Regions from separate parts of the Homo sapiens genome. Here region 2 is linked to region 1. The links are chromatin loops, found by intact Hi-C in ENCODE. Cell type or tissue: Calu3. All regions are shown on one strand. Each heading gives the region's core, and the rest is flanking DNA. Links, peaks and the distances in the headings are about the cores only.

The links. Peaks named below come from ENCODE experiments on the same cell type or tissue, not always from the same donor. Only the 100,000 strongest peaks of a DNase experiment are listed, where the experiment ranks them.
Region 2: it touches region 1 in a loop (9-fold over the local background); 8 of 110 quality-filtered maps call a loop at or near these places.

What each region holds. Positions count from the first base shown.
Region 1 is chr1:46,854,034-46,861,297 of GRCh38, forward strand. It overlaps the pseudogene CYP4Z2P. Among named protein-coding and RNA genes, the nearest start is that of CYP4B1, 59 kb to the left of the region's middle. In Calu3, for the core only: no CTCF peak of the experiment used is centred there; a DNase peak (open chromatin) is centred at 3,838.
Region 2 is chr1:46,753,493-46,760,756 of GRCh38, forward strand. No RefSeq gene overlaps it. Among named protein-coding and RNA genes, the nearest start is that of EFCAB14, 38 kb to the left of the region's middle. In Calu3, for the core only: no CTCF peak of the experiment used is centred there; DNase peaks (open chromatin) are centred at 1,519, 3,429, 3,889, 4,289 and 1 weaker place.

The DNA of each region.
Region 1 (7,264 bases), core at 1,143-6,142:
ATTTTGCTTTAGCCCAAGAGTTTTTAATGGATAAAACAAAAAACTCCAGATGAATGAAACTTTTTGAAAAATTTTTGTTGCTAATTTCCATTTTTATTGTCTTCATTTAAAGAATGCTATTTTGTAATGTTTCTCTTTTAGTAACTTTTTAAATTGTGGTCTAGTATACCGTCAACTTTAAGGAATGTTGCTGGTGTACTTAAAAGGAAAGTTCTCTATTAGTGGGGAAAAAGTTTAATATTGTACGCATAAAGTCTATCTTATTAATTATATTGTTTAGATAGTCTGTGTACTTTGATTTGTGTACGTCTTTGAAAGGCAGTTAAAATCTATTAGTAGGGTGCCTCTGTCTGTTTTCCTTTTCATTTCCTATAGTTTGCTTTAAAAAATTGCAGGGCCAGGTGTGGTGGCACGCCTGTAATCCCAGCACTTTGAAAGGCCAAGGCAGATGGATCATGAGGTCAGGAGATCAAGACCATCGTGGCTAACATGGTGAAACCCTGTCTCTACTAAAAATACAAAAAACTAGCCAGGCATGGTGGCACGCGCCTGTAGTCCCAGCTACTCGGGAGGTGGAGACAGGAGAATCGCTTGAACCTGGGAGGTGGAGTTTGCAGGGAGCAGAGATTGCACCATTGCACTCCAGCCTGGGTGACAGAGCGAGACTCCATCTAAAAAAAAAAAAAAATTACAGATGTGTAACTTGATATATAGGTATTCATAGCTGTCTTATGTTCATGATGAACTGTGGCTTTTAACATTATGAAGACTAATTTTGAAGTTCACCAATCCTGTTATGACCAGCTAGCTAACTGACTGAGGTAAAGACCTAATTTGGGTTAGAATGGCAACTGGGACACCATAACAGTGCTGCATCCACACAGCAAAGATCACTTTCAAAAAACAAATGGCCAGGTCACCGTTAACGAATTCTTCCTAAGTGATTAATCCACATATTGCTAGCTAATCAAGGACATTCAAGAAATTTGCTTTCTTAACATGGGTCAGAGATTTTGAAGTTTAGAGCTTCAAAAACCCAATGTTATTTAACTCTCCCAAGCCTCAATCATAGGGTCTAACTTCTATGGTTGGATTAGGTTTATATCCTGGCAGTACACATTCTTTCATTTTTCAATTTTTGGTTCCAGAAGCCTTGTTCTCTTTTAAACGGTTTCTGGAAGTCTCACCAAGATCATCAGAACAGACTGCCCACTGAAGTTCAGTAGTAGCTAATACCTAAGAAGTATGATTCACAGGCTCATCAATTATTAGCTCCTTTGGGTGAGTCTCAACTCATGGTCAATGAAAAAAATTTTTTTGAGATAAGGTCTCGCTATGTTGCCCAGGCTGGAGGGAAGTGGTGTGATTATAGTTTGCTGCAGCCTCAAACTCCTGGGCTAAAGTGATCCTCCCACCTCAGCCTCCTGAGTAGCTGGGATTACAGGCACATGCCAGTGTCCTCAGATGAGATATTTTTGATTTCCTAAGTCTGTTACTGTCTTTCTTAGGAGTTTCTGCTTGCTCTAGCTTACAGCCAGTGTCTAGTTGATTGCCATGGATCTCTCCCATGAGTGGCACAAAACCCATTGTGTTTTGCTCTATTTAGTGATTGTGAATTATTTAGGAGATTTCATAGAACACCCATTTTTTTGGGCCATGTCCCTCTCCACTGAGGCTTACTGGACCATCAGATTCATGGCACACACTAGGCCATTGATAGGTCTGTTATTGGCTATTGAGGGAATCTGTTTTGTTTTTGTTTTTGTTTTTCTGGCATGGGTTTTATTAATCCAGAGAATCACACTGACACCTTATGAGCATATTCATTATAATAAAAAAGCATGCACATTATCTAACAAAATTACATATTTAAACCAAGAATACGTCAGAAAAAGACACAATTTGAAAAACATCCTATTTTATTGAGGTTTTAAATCTCCATGGAGCCTTAGGGCAAAAAGAAAATAAAATTCATAACTTTTGGTGGTTTGTCATCTTTTTTCTTTTTGCCATGTAGAAAATCTGAAAACACCTCAATGACTCTAACTCAATGTCAGTGAAGATTCCCTGGAAAAAAACTTACGAAAGGCAGATTAATGACTGCCTGCAACTGATCTGATTTTATCTTCTTCCTCTCCCTAAATCTGTCTTCCTAACTCCAGTTTCTTTGTTCCACAAATCTAGGTAATTCTGAGCAAGGCTCAAAATATCTCTTAAGATTAGTGAAAAGGGATCTGCATTGTCCAGAAAAAAATGACTGCTCTCCCAGGAATCTGTGTTATCATTTGGGTCACAATCTGTTAGCAGAGTGGACATCCCCTTTTCTCTGCCAGAATAAAGAGTCTTTAATTGTACCCTAGGCTCTAAATTAAAAGTTAACTTTTAAAAGATAAAATATAATTTTTAGGATTGACTATTTCTTTTAGGTGATTAATATACACTTTTCCTGAAGTAGCTCAGCCTTACTGAGCTTATTAAGACCACAATTTCTAAACCTTTTCTATGGGATTAAAAAGTAGAGCCACCCTCTACTCTCTGCAAGTCTTTCTGCAGCCACCCCCTCATTGCCTTTTAAAACTGGGAATTTCTCTTCTTGTTTAATTTGGCAGCCCAATCCTACCTTCTTTTTTAATTTCATAAATTCATTAAAATCTCTCTCTCTCTTTTTGTTTGTTAAATACTTTCCTTCCATTCTTTTCACTTTTATGGGATTATTTCTTTTTGCATTTCAGTGTATGTGTATAAGTAGGATCTTAGGAGGGACAAGTGGCAACAGAATCACCCAAGTGGCTTTCTTGAGTTGGAACTTAGAATTTACCTAGACTTATGATTTATCTTTTATAAGTAGATTGGTTTGTAGATAGCTAAGTATGGAAATATAAAAACTAGGGGACTCTGGCAGATGAAGATTGACAAAGGCAATAGCTGAGACCATGGAAGCAAGGTTGTTGAGAAGGAAATAGCTGATATTCTAGGACTTGGATACTGTCTGGGTAAGGAAGATGGTGGAGGTGTGAGGATGACTTCTATCTTTCTCACTTAAAATTACTCACAGACAGTGGTGCCATTCATTAATGTAGCAATCCAGGAGGAGGAATAGGTTTAGGGGAAGGAGGTAGATGACATGCTTTCTTTTGGACATTTTGCACATCATAGTACGCTCAGAACAAAGCAAAGTGCCTAGAGCAGATGTTTACTAGGCAATTGTTGGGCCAACAAATGAAGAGAAGGGCACACATAATGTAGTAGGTCTTTTGCCAAGAGTGAATGGGGCCATGGCACAGGCACAGGTAGAGAGTGATGAAAATGTGTAAGTGATATTGTGAGGTGTGGGAGAGAAAGCAGGCATCATAAACATGTTTCTTTTTAGAAATAAACAGGATTTTTGGGTAATACAGGGGAAGAGGTGGGTCTGGCGGATATGAGGCATCCATTTGCACATGCTTTGTTGTGCTATAGCTGTATTCAAGGGCCCATTAGCAGGGCAGAGAAAGCGTATAGAGGAATTTAATGCTGGTTGAATTACTGATGAGTGACAGTAGAGAAAGGGAAAATATTCAAGGAAGTTGATGGCATTGCCAAAGGGGAAGTTGGAGTGATGAATCCAGGCATCCAAGCCTGGGGTGAAGAAAGTGAAGTTGTGGAGTGCCTGTGTGTATGAGAGGGGCAGGAAGGAAAGCAGGGTAACAGGAAATGAGACAGATGAGCACGTGAGGTCCAGTGAAGGCCTGAAAGCTCTGTGTGTGGCAAGAAGGTGTGGCGGAAAGGAATGTAAAGTGAGGTGAAGGCAACTCTGCGTGTGCACTTCCTGTCCCTTCATTGTAGCTTGAGGGAGATTAAGGTGCAGCCCTTGAAGGCACTTGGAGGAAAGGGCAGAGACTGCAGGAGACCAGAGATGACGTATAAGTCGCCTAAAACTGAGTCAGCCGGGTGGAGCCAGCTCTTCCACCAACATCCATGCAGATCTCAACAGAATTGTCTGAAGCCCAGAAAGTTACCCGCAGCAGCCGCAAAAGCCACAAGATCAGGAAAGTGAAAGGAACATGAAACAGAAAGGACCTGAATGGGAAAAATTAGAAGGCATGCTGATTCTCACATTTTCAACATGTAGCTTTTGTATGGGTCGGGGGATTTTAAGACTCTGGATTACAGGGCTTAGGTGATCTAGAATGGAAGCAGAGAAAATAATTTTCTTGTGTTGGAAGGCAGCAATAAATCATCATTTTATTGATATTGAAAAAAACCAGAGATTATTGACAGGATTTAAGTATTATTGAAATGCAAGGTTAAGGGAAAAGGTAGTAAAAGTTGACTCTGAGCTGTCTTGTTTGAACAACTAGGTGCGTGGAACATTATGTGCATAGATGCAATATTATGTAGGTAATAAATATTACAATAAATACTATGTGAAAAATAACACTGAATTAAAAAGAGGAAACTTCTTTAGATACTAGATGATTGCAAAGATCCCCATGATAGCAAAGATCTTTCTCTGGAGAGATCCCAGAGAAAGCTTAAGTTGTTGCTGTAGTGTAGTAGTTAAGAGCACACTCTAGAGTCCCATTTCTTGGGTTCAAGTCCTAGTTCTACCATTTACCAGAGATGAAGTTTTACCTTTTTGTCCCTGTTTGCTAAAATGTGCATAACACTAGTATTTCCACAGCAGAACTGGGGGGCAGGAGGATGGGTGGATAAAATGAGTTAACACATGCAAAACATATGGAACAATTCTCAGCTCCTAGTAAGTGCTAAATAATTTTTTCCTTTTGTTGTTACAATAGTAAAGTTGATTTTGTAGGAAACAAATATTTAATTGCTATTGGGCAACTATGGTAGCACAGTAGCAATTAAATATTGCTACATTTAATTAGACTACTACAAATGCCCAATCAAATCCAGTATTTGAAAGATGGTTAAATTGGAGGAAGGTGTAGAAACACACCTCAACATAGGTCAAAGATAAATTCTGGCTCATTCCTTTATATCTCTAATGTCATCTTTCAATCCATCTTGCATCCCACCAATGTATTAATCTTTCTAAAAAATAACTATAATCGTGCTACCCAGCTTAGATGTCTTAAATCTGCTGCTTGATTGAGAAAGGCTGAACACAAAGGTTGGCCTTCAGAAAACTATGATCTGGCTACATCATGGCTCCAGGTATAGTCCCACAACTTCCCTCTGTGAATCCTGGAGTCTGGTGGATTACAGCAATTGCTCCAGTGACATGCCCTGCTGGTGTGCCTGAGGGAAGGGAGAAGGCAGGCTGCCTGCTGCTTTGTGTCTGCTCTTCTCTCTGCCAACAATGCGCCTCTCTCATCTTTGCTGATATAAATCTAGTCCTTTAAGGTTCAGCATTAAAGCCATGATGCTTCATGAAGGCCTCCTCACCCACTCCTCAGTCCATATGGCAGGATTCTGTACCTTTGCACCTGCATAATCCTGTGCCTGTTTAGATAGTCCTGAGAGCTCTCTCCTCTTTCTCCCTCTCTGGGAAATAAGAATGGCCCTAGGTTCCACAGAGTCTAAGGATAAATAACTGTTAAAGACATGAGTGTGTTAAGACATTTCAATCCAAACATAGCTGCATTGTTAAAAAAAAAAAAAGTTGTTTTAAGACCTGCAGGTAAGGAGCGTCCATCTGGAAAGGTAATGGGTTTGTCGAGTAACCGGGATATGTTTACTACCGGTGCGTAGAGGCGGAGGCATTCCTTGATGCACATTGTGGCGTAAGGCATCTGGCTCAGGTGTTCCCTGGGTACAAGCACAGGAGGAAAGGAAAAGGAGGAGTAGTCACTTTGGCATTGCACTGAAAGCCCAGCTTTTCCCCATTTTTGTAACTGAGAATGATTTTGTTCTTTACCCAAAGGAGGACTTCAGATGTATCAAGTATGTCTTAGGAAAAGCTAAATTTTAACATGAACCACTTTTCACATGTAACTGTAAGCTTTTTTTTCGCCGAAGATATAGGGCTCTTATCCTGAGACATACCTATTCCAGGGCTCCTGTGACCAATATCACACATCTGTGAAAATTTGGATAGACATGTGGGCTGTATTTATATCTAGAGTGCTTCTTTTATGAAAATATAAGTATTTCTGATAGTACTGTAGTAGGAATACAGACTACCTTCTTCACTAAGAGAGTTGAAAAAACTCAGGGAACTTTAAAAAATATTCTTAAAAGCATCAATGAGATAACTCATTTGTTAGGAGACCATAAAGAGGATTGGAGGATTGGAGATCACAGAAGTGGGCAGATAATGGCTGATGCTTCTGTTGCGAACCAGAAGTGGAGCAGTGGGCAAGGAGACATGAGTCAGAATCAAGGGCTCAACACATGTGGGGACTGTGGGAAGCCACCTTCAGCTCTGGGCTGGGCCTGCAAAGGAATGCACCTGGAAACAGGTATAGGAAAGGCAAAATAAATGCAAAGAAGTAGAGGAAAAAATAGTTTAGGGAAGAGTAGGAATCAATGAGATAGGCAAAAGCAAAAAGTCAACAAGGTCAGCAATGCTAGATATTGGTTCATTGAAAAGATGAATAAAATTGGTCATTTTTGGGTGAGAATGTTAGAGAAAAAAGACACAACTATCCAAATTGAACAAAAAGGTAACAAGTTTTGTTTCTAGTGATGGTGGACTAAGTAATTCAGTTCATATCTCCTGCTATGACAACCAGAAAATTTGGACCACACACACACAAAAACACACATAGTGTACTTGAACACATCAGAAAGCTAGTAATATAATATAGAGATGTTGGTTCAGGAGAGAATGAAGATTGAAGATTCATGGATTTGATCCTGAGATTTAGAAATGCTTTTCTGCTGGGGGCTTGCCGATTGCAGAAGAGTGAGCTAAGAGACTCAGAAGTGTTTTGGGTAGCCTCCTGTGGCTATGTGGACAAAGATCAGATTGCAGGCCCTCTGGGGGAAGGTGCCTGAAGAATCTAGCTGCTTTGAGTTGGGAGTTCAAAGTTGGCATTCTAGTTAAAAGAGTAAACTGGAGCTACGAAAAGTCACCGTATCAATGGCACAGCTTTTAACGGTCCAAATATTTGAATTAAGAGGATTCTGAATTGCATGATTACAGACACCTGGCATAAAGAAATGTAAATCCTCTCTGGAAGAAGCTTACATCAGCCTTAGTTTACAAGGAATTTGGTAAAAAACTTGTCTGGTACAAAGTAAAAATTTTCCAGGTAAAAAATGAGCCTGGATGACTTGAAAAACAAAACAAACAAAACAACAATCCAGCAGATAC
Region 2 (7,264 bases), core at 1,341-6,340, 100 kb before region 1:
GTAGTATTCCATGGTGTATATGTGCCACATTTTATTTATCCAGTCTATCATTGATGGGCATTTGGGTTGGTTCCAAGTCTTTGCTATTGTGAATAGTGCTGCAATAAACATACGTGTGCATGTGTCTTTATAGTAGAATGATTTATAATCCTTTGGGTATATACCCAGTAATGGGATTGCTGGGTCAAATGGTATTTCTGGTTCTAGATCCTTGAGGAATTGCCAAACTGTCTTCCACAATGGCTGAACTAATTTACACTCCTACTAACAGTGTAAAAGTTACTCATTCTTCAGGTCTTGGTCTGGAGCTGTCTCCCCAAATCATGTCCAGGCCCCTCGCAGAACCAAGCCTCTCTCTCTGTGCTCCTATAAATATTTCTGATCTGTGTCTTCTCTAAAGTGTCCCAAAGTAGACCCCAGCCTAACCTTTGAGCTGTAGGCTGATTCCCAGCCCAGATCTGCCTGGGCAGGGTGGCTGAGTTGCTCCCTGGGGTGAATTCCTTTGGCAGAGGGAGCAAGAAAGAGGGAGTTGGTAGTACTCCCAGGCCCTGGAGTCTTTCTGACCCAAAGGTCGAGGAGTATAGAATTTAATAGGATTAGTGGGCAAACAATTAGGCAGCTACAAGGGTTTGACCCCAGGGAGGGGATTAAAAGTTGACTATAGGTTCTATGCATCTAGCTCTGGTCTGAGTCAGCAGATTTGGGTTCTAATCCAGCACCAATATTGATTTGCTGTGTGACCCTGGCAAGTCCCTTCCCTTGAGTCTCAGTTTCCTTACCTGTGATAGATATTATCAGCATATTATAGATATTCTTATCTATATAATGAAAGGATTGGACTACATGACCTGTCTCTAGATTCTCCTCCACAAATACTCTCCATAAGTACCATTCCGGGTCTGTTGGTGGAGACGGACTGGACTCCATTCCTATGTGGTTCTAACACAGTGGCAAAGTGGAAAGGATGGGCTTTGTGGCCAGGGTCACCCGGGTAAGTCCTGGCTGAATTGCCTTGGGCAACTGTCTTTAACGCTTTGAGGCTCAGTTTCCCCCTTTGGTAAATGAGGATGATAATTCCTATCTATGGAGAGTGTGTTATGATGGTTAAAGTGAAAAAAAATCAACATGTCTAAATATCTTGGTGCTCCAGGCATTATTGTAGTTGTGGGATATGATGAGGTTTCTCTTCAAATAATCTGATCAATATTTTATTCTTTAATTCTAGTACCCACCCCCACCTTTTTTTTCTCCTTTTTCCTTTTTGCCTTTGTTAGATGCCCAGGCACGCCTCAGTACCAAGGGTTATCAGTACCAGCTCACATTCCTTTCCTTATTTGGAAAGAGGACTAACTTTCCAGCTCATTACTTCCTTCCTCTCCACTTTCTTTTATGTGCCCATCCTATCTAAAAAAAATCAAATGTTTAGCCAACTGGGATTAGTTTAGATTGTATGAACCGACCCTGGCCAATGGGGAAAGAGTACAGGGGCAGGACTTGCATCAGGAATAAAGGCTCCCATGCCCTTTGTTCAGGTGTGCTCTCATGGCAACTGCCAAGGAAGCACCCCTCTACGCAGAAGTAAAATTGCTTTGCTAAGAATCCTTTGTTCGAGTGTTCAATTTCCTTAGGATTTCGAGCGTTATTCCTAACCTAGGGATTGCAATGATCAAGAGAAGGCTGTGGGGGCTCTCAGGAGGGAGGGGTTCACTCTGCTTTGGGTGGAGGTGGACTGGGAAGGTTTCCCAGGCTGGGCCTTGAAGGATGAAGATGAGCTCCTGATGGAGGCTCAGACTCCCTGTCACTGGTCACTGGGCTGAGCTTTCCATCCAGGTTGCGATTGTGGCAGGCCAGGTCTCACTAATAGCTGAGCAGGCAGGCCTCCATGACAACCGTTTTAGCACTGACTGAGTGGTTAAATATTAAAAGCTGATAGAGCCAGTGCCCTCATACAAAGGCTGGAATGTAACAAAAGCCCACCAAGAGTTTTGCCTAGGCCTTTCCTGGACCTTGAAGCATGACAAGATAATGAAGGAATTCTTAACAGGACCTCTTTAGGATTAAACAAGTTTTATTGGGGGTCTGAAGGAACTCCCCAGACCTCCACAAACTAGCTTTATTGGGGACTAAAGGAACTCCTCAAACCTCCATGATTTAGCAGGAGACATGATAAGGGTAATCACCGCAGCACCTGGACCCATTAGATTAAGTAAATTTACTGAGGCTCCAGAGGAAGGTCTTCAGGACTCAGATCTCAGTTATAGATTAAAAGAAGTTAATCACATATGTCTTTAGATGAATGCACACTTACACGTAGACATATAGCTTAGAAGGTGTATAAGCTTTGGAAAACTTTGTAATTTTGAGTTGGTCTGGTGATATTTTCCTGGCCTTCTCCCTGTACCCAGTTACAGAAATAAACTCCCTTCTTTCCCATTTCACCTGCATCTTGTTATTGGGCCATGAGAATAAGCAGCCTGACCCTTGGTTCAGTCTGGGAACACTATGAGAGTCCTCATAGGCTCTGCCCACCTGCTAAGGGTGGCTTCTCTCCCCCCGGATATGGCCAGCGCCCAGCCCCTACTCTTCTCTGCGTCCGTTCTCTTGATTGTCCCTAGGCTTCTCCAGCTGGCCACCATTTCCTAGTCACTTCTCCCGCTCAGGGCAGCCTCTCCTCTGCCCAAGGCCTGTCTCCTTCCACCCTGAGGAGCATTCTCAGAGCCCAATCCTCACCTACCCCACTCTCCTGCCTCTGCTTCACCTGGGCCTGGCTAGTTTGGCACCATAGTCCTCTTGTTCTCCTGCATGTTGGGACCTGGATCCATCTCTTATTTCCACCTCCGTCCTATAGTCACCACCTTATTCCTTTTGGCATGTAAAAATGCTCAGGTCTCTCCATTTTTAAAGTAGGGAAGCCTTCCCTGGACCCTTGATGCTCCTCTGTTACTCCCCTTCACAGCCATACTCAGAAGAGTTTGTTGTTGATGTTCACATTCCTTACCTCCTACTCACATTCCTTACCTGTAGGGAGACCCCCTGAAACTATTGCTACGGAATAAAAGATGAAATGCTCCTGATTATTGTAAATACAAAATTGCATGCAGGATTGTGTAAAGACAATGCCAGCTTGGACTGCCAGAATGAGCCAACAGTGCGTGATGTGCTTCCCCCTGCAGAGAGCCTATGAATGGACGTGCAGTCAGGGAGGTTTCACATCACCAAGACTCCTATCCCAGAAAAGCAGATGTTCATAGCTCTGGGAATGGAATGCCACCCTGGTGGAGAGCGTATAAATGGACGCATGAGGGGCGCCTGTCCATATGGATAAGATAGGGCTATAAATGCCCTCATCTTGCCACGGCTCTTCTAGGCCTCTTTAGGGTTAAGGCATACTCCCTTCTGAGAATTTCTGGTCTAACCGGTTGTCTAGCTTGACGTCCTGTTTCTATGGATTGTTTGTAACCAGCTTTTGCTGCAACTGTTACTGCTGATTAATATCTTGCTAATCATAGGTTATGGAAAGCCTGTGTTTCTGTTTTAAGGCTCTGCTAGAAATTACTGATGCACACACTATATTGTAAATTCTTATCTCTGTATAATGTACTTCTGCATACAGATGTTATGTTAAAAAATTACTTCATCCCCATGTGACCATCTCACCTCATAATCAAATGACCCTAAATCCCTCACTAACCTACCCCCACCCTCACTAAACTTAATAATAAATGCTGGTATATCCAGTGCATTGGTGGCACCAAGGGACCAGAAGGCGGTGACTCCCCTGGACCCAGCTTTCACTATTTTGTGTGTGTCTATTATTTCTCCACCTGCCAATCACCTGGGAACAAAGAGAGCCCCATTGCATTGCGGGCTGCTGGCCAGATCCTGCAATACTTACCACTGTTCACATTCCTTACCTCCCACTCACTCTTCTATCCACTCACTCCTCCATCCACTGTTTTCTAATTTCTGGCCCCAGAGTCATTCTGCTGGTGTGGTTCTGACCCAGGTCGCCAAAACAGCCCCACTCCTCCTGCTTAACAGGATGTTAAGTGAAAACAACTGCTTAATACAATTAAGCAGTTTGTCAGAGCAAACAAGGTTCTGAGCACAGCTCTTTTTCTAAAGGTGCTCAGCTTCTACCACCAAGCCTGAGGGCCAGGCAGTGTTTCCTGACCACAAAAACAGAGCTGTTCCCAGGGCAGGGTGGGAGACCAAACAGGGAGACAAAGGTACTTAGCAAGCCTTCGCATTTTTGAAATTCATCCTAAGCCTGAGTGCTAATCACCTGAGCTGCCAAAGGGCAGGGGCAGAACCCACAGGATGGTATTACTGTAACCTGAGCTCTGTTAATTTGATTACCTGCCCCGACCTGCACCTGTGCCAGCAATTCTTGGTTGTCCTTGCGGGAGATTGGGTCACCTGCCACCATCTGGCTCAAAAGTGAGTCCTGTTCCCTGAACTAGAGAGGAAGGAGCTTCTGAAAGCATTGACTTAGTTACCTTCCTCTCCCCTACTGATGGGAGCCCCAGCCCCTGCTTGCTATGAGATAGTGGGGAGCTCACTCATAGCTCAGAGATACCTCCTTGGCAGGTTGGTTGTGTAATGGCCATGGCATGCTGAGAGTTTTTAAACTGCTAGCTCCTGTTCTCTTGTCCCTTCTGTGTCTCCAGGCAGTGTGGCATGTTGACATTTTTCTTTCATTGCATCTGATACCAAGCCTGTTACATTTTTGATGAATCCCTACAGTTGGCTGAGCTCTGTCTTGTAGTTCAGGGGAAACCCAATGGAATTTCCACTAACATGTCCAGAGCACCTTCTATCTATGCACTTGCAAATTAGATGATAGCATTTAATATTCACAAGAACCCTGGTTGGAATGAGTGGTATGTTTTGGGAGTGGGGTGGGGAGTACCTAGAGCACTTGTTTTCTGCATTTTTATAGCAAGTACTATGCTTTTCTTAAATTGTATATCTGAGGAATGCATTGGTGGGAGGCTCTTGAAGATTAATGGGGGTGGGCTGACACACCATGATTGTATGCATCTGTAGCCCTTCCGCTACTCTCCCCTTACTCAGCTGAGTCCAACATTGCCCCCTTACCCTCCACTCCCTTCGCCAGGGGTCCTATCATCTTTCTTCCATTTTATTTTGTACTATTTGCCCCACCTTTCTGTGTTTCTTTTTCTTACTTTCCTTGCTTTCTTTTAGAGTGATTGAAATATTTTCTCAATCCATCTAATACCTACAAGTTTGAAAGTTTCAAAATCATATTTTCAAGTGGCTACTTAGGAGTTTTAACATGCATACCTCAGATAACAAAGTCTAAAGTTAAAGTTTATTTAATTAGATAAATTAAATAAATTAAATTTAAATTATGGATACTTTGTTCCCTTCTGAAAATTCAAGGACCTTTGAACACTTTAACTCTCCCCCCAGGCCTATATATGATTACTGTTGGCTATTTTAGTTCTATCTTTAAAAAAAAATTCCACAGACATTATTATTGTTGTTTTACACAGTCAATGTTTATTTAAATTTACCTGTGCATTTGCCACTTTCTCTACTCACCATTGCAATTCAGACTTTCCTTCTGGGACCGGCCTTCTTTTTTGAATTATATTCTTTAGACTTTTCTTTGGTGAGGGTCTGTTGGTGACAAACTCTCAGCTTAATATTTACCTGACAATGTCTTTGTTTCTTCCTTATTCTTGAAAGATAATTTTTCTCCATATACAAATCTAGGCTGACAGTTATTTTCTTTTAGACTTTGAAGTTATTCTACATCTTCTGGTTACACTGTTGCTGTTGATAAGAAAGTCACTAGTCTAATTGTTCTTCCTTTGGCTACATGCAGTGGCTCATGTCTTTAATTCCAGCACTTTGGGAGGCCAAGGTTGGAGGCTTCCTTGAGCCCAGGAGTTTGAGACCAGCCTGGCAACATAGCGAGACTTTGTCTCTACAAAAAATAGGGAAATAAGTCAGGCTTATTTCCTGTAGTTCCAACTACTCAGGAAGGCTGAGGTGGGAGGGTCGATTGAGCCTGGAAGGTCAAGGCTGCAGTGAGCTGTGATCATACCACTGCACTCCAGCCTGGGTAACAGAGTAAGATCCTGTCTCCAAAAAAATTTGTTCTTCTTTTATTGGTGATCATCTTTTTTTCTTCAGATTCACTATGATGTATTGAGATGTGGATTTCTTTTTTGATTTAATTCATTTAGAATTTATTAAAGACTTGAATCTGAAGATTGTTGTCTTTTATTAGTTCTGAAAATTCTCACTTATTATTTCTTCAAATTGTCTCTTTTCCTTGCACTCTCTCTGCTTATTCTAGAACTCTGATCAAATGTAGATTAGCTCTTTTCAGTTTTTCTGCATGCTTATTAGTTAATTTCCTGTATTAAAAAAAACCTCTGTGCTATATTGTAGAACATTTTCTTATATTTCTCTTCTAGTTTATAATTCTCCCTTTAGCATAGTTTTATCTGTTATTAAAATTATCTATTCAATTTTTAATTTTAATTGGTATGTTTTTCATTTTTAGAAGTTGTATTTGATTCCTTTTCAAATATGCATTGGTATTCTTTAGTTTCTTGCTCCTTACTGTTAAATAAAATTTATAGGAGGCTGTTGATTTGGACTGTGCCTCCTTCACCTTTGGCTGTGAGTAAAAATCTCCTTGAAGCTTCACCAGAAGCCAAGCAGATGCCAGCACCATGTGTCCCGTAAAGTCTTCAGAATGATGATCCAATGAAAACTCTTTTATTTATAAATTACCCAGTCTCAAGTATTTATAGCAATACAAGAATAACCTAATATACCCATCCCCAGCTCCTTTCCCCCAACTTCAGAGGGTGAAGAGTCCCTCCTCCTGTTTAAGGCCAACTCTCCACATGTGACATAGACTCCATCCTTCCTACTTCTCCTGGGCTTGTGTCATTGTTCATCCCCTCTCTTCTCTGCTTTCTATCTTCTCTCCAGCCTGTAAGCTTGTCCAAGTCCCCCCAGCACTTGCCAAATCCCAAAACACTCACCTGACACCACATTCCTTCCAAATACCACCCAGATATCTGCCCTCCACTTCTTATCTATAGGTCTTGGAAGAGTTGTCTATATACCCTGACTTCTTGTCTCTACCAACATCCTGTACTCATGCTTCTACCCCCATCTCCACTGACATGGTGCTTTCCAAGGTCACCAATGACTTCCTAAATCCAGAATCCTAGGGATACTTTTCGTCCTTGCAGATTTCTTGGTGGCTCTGCAC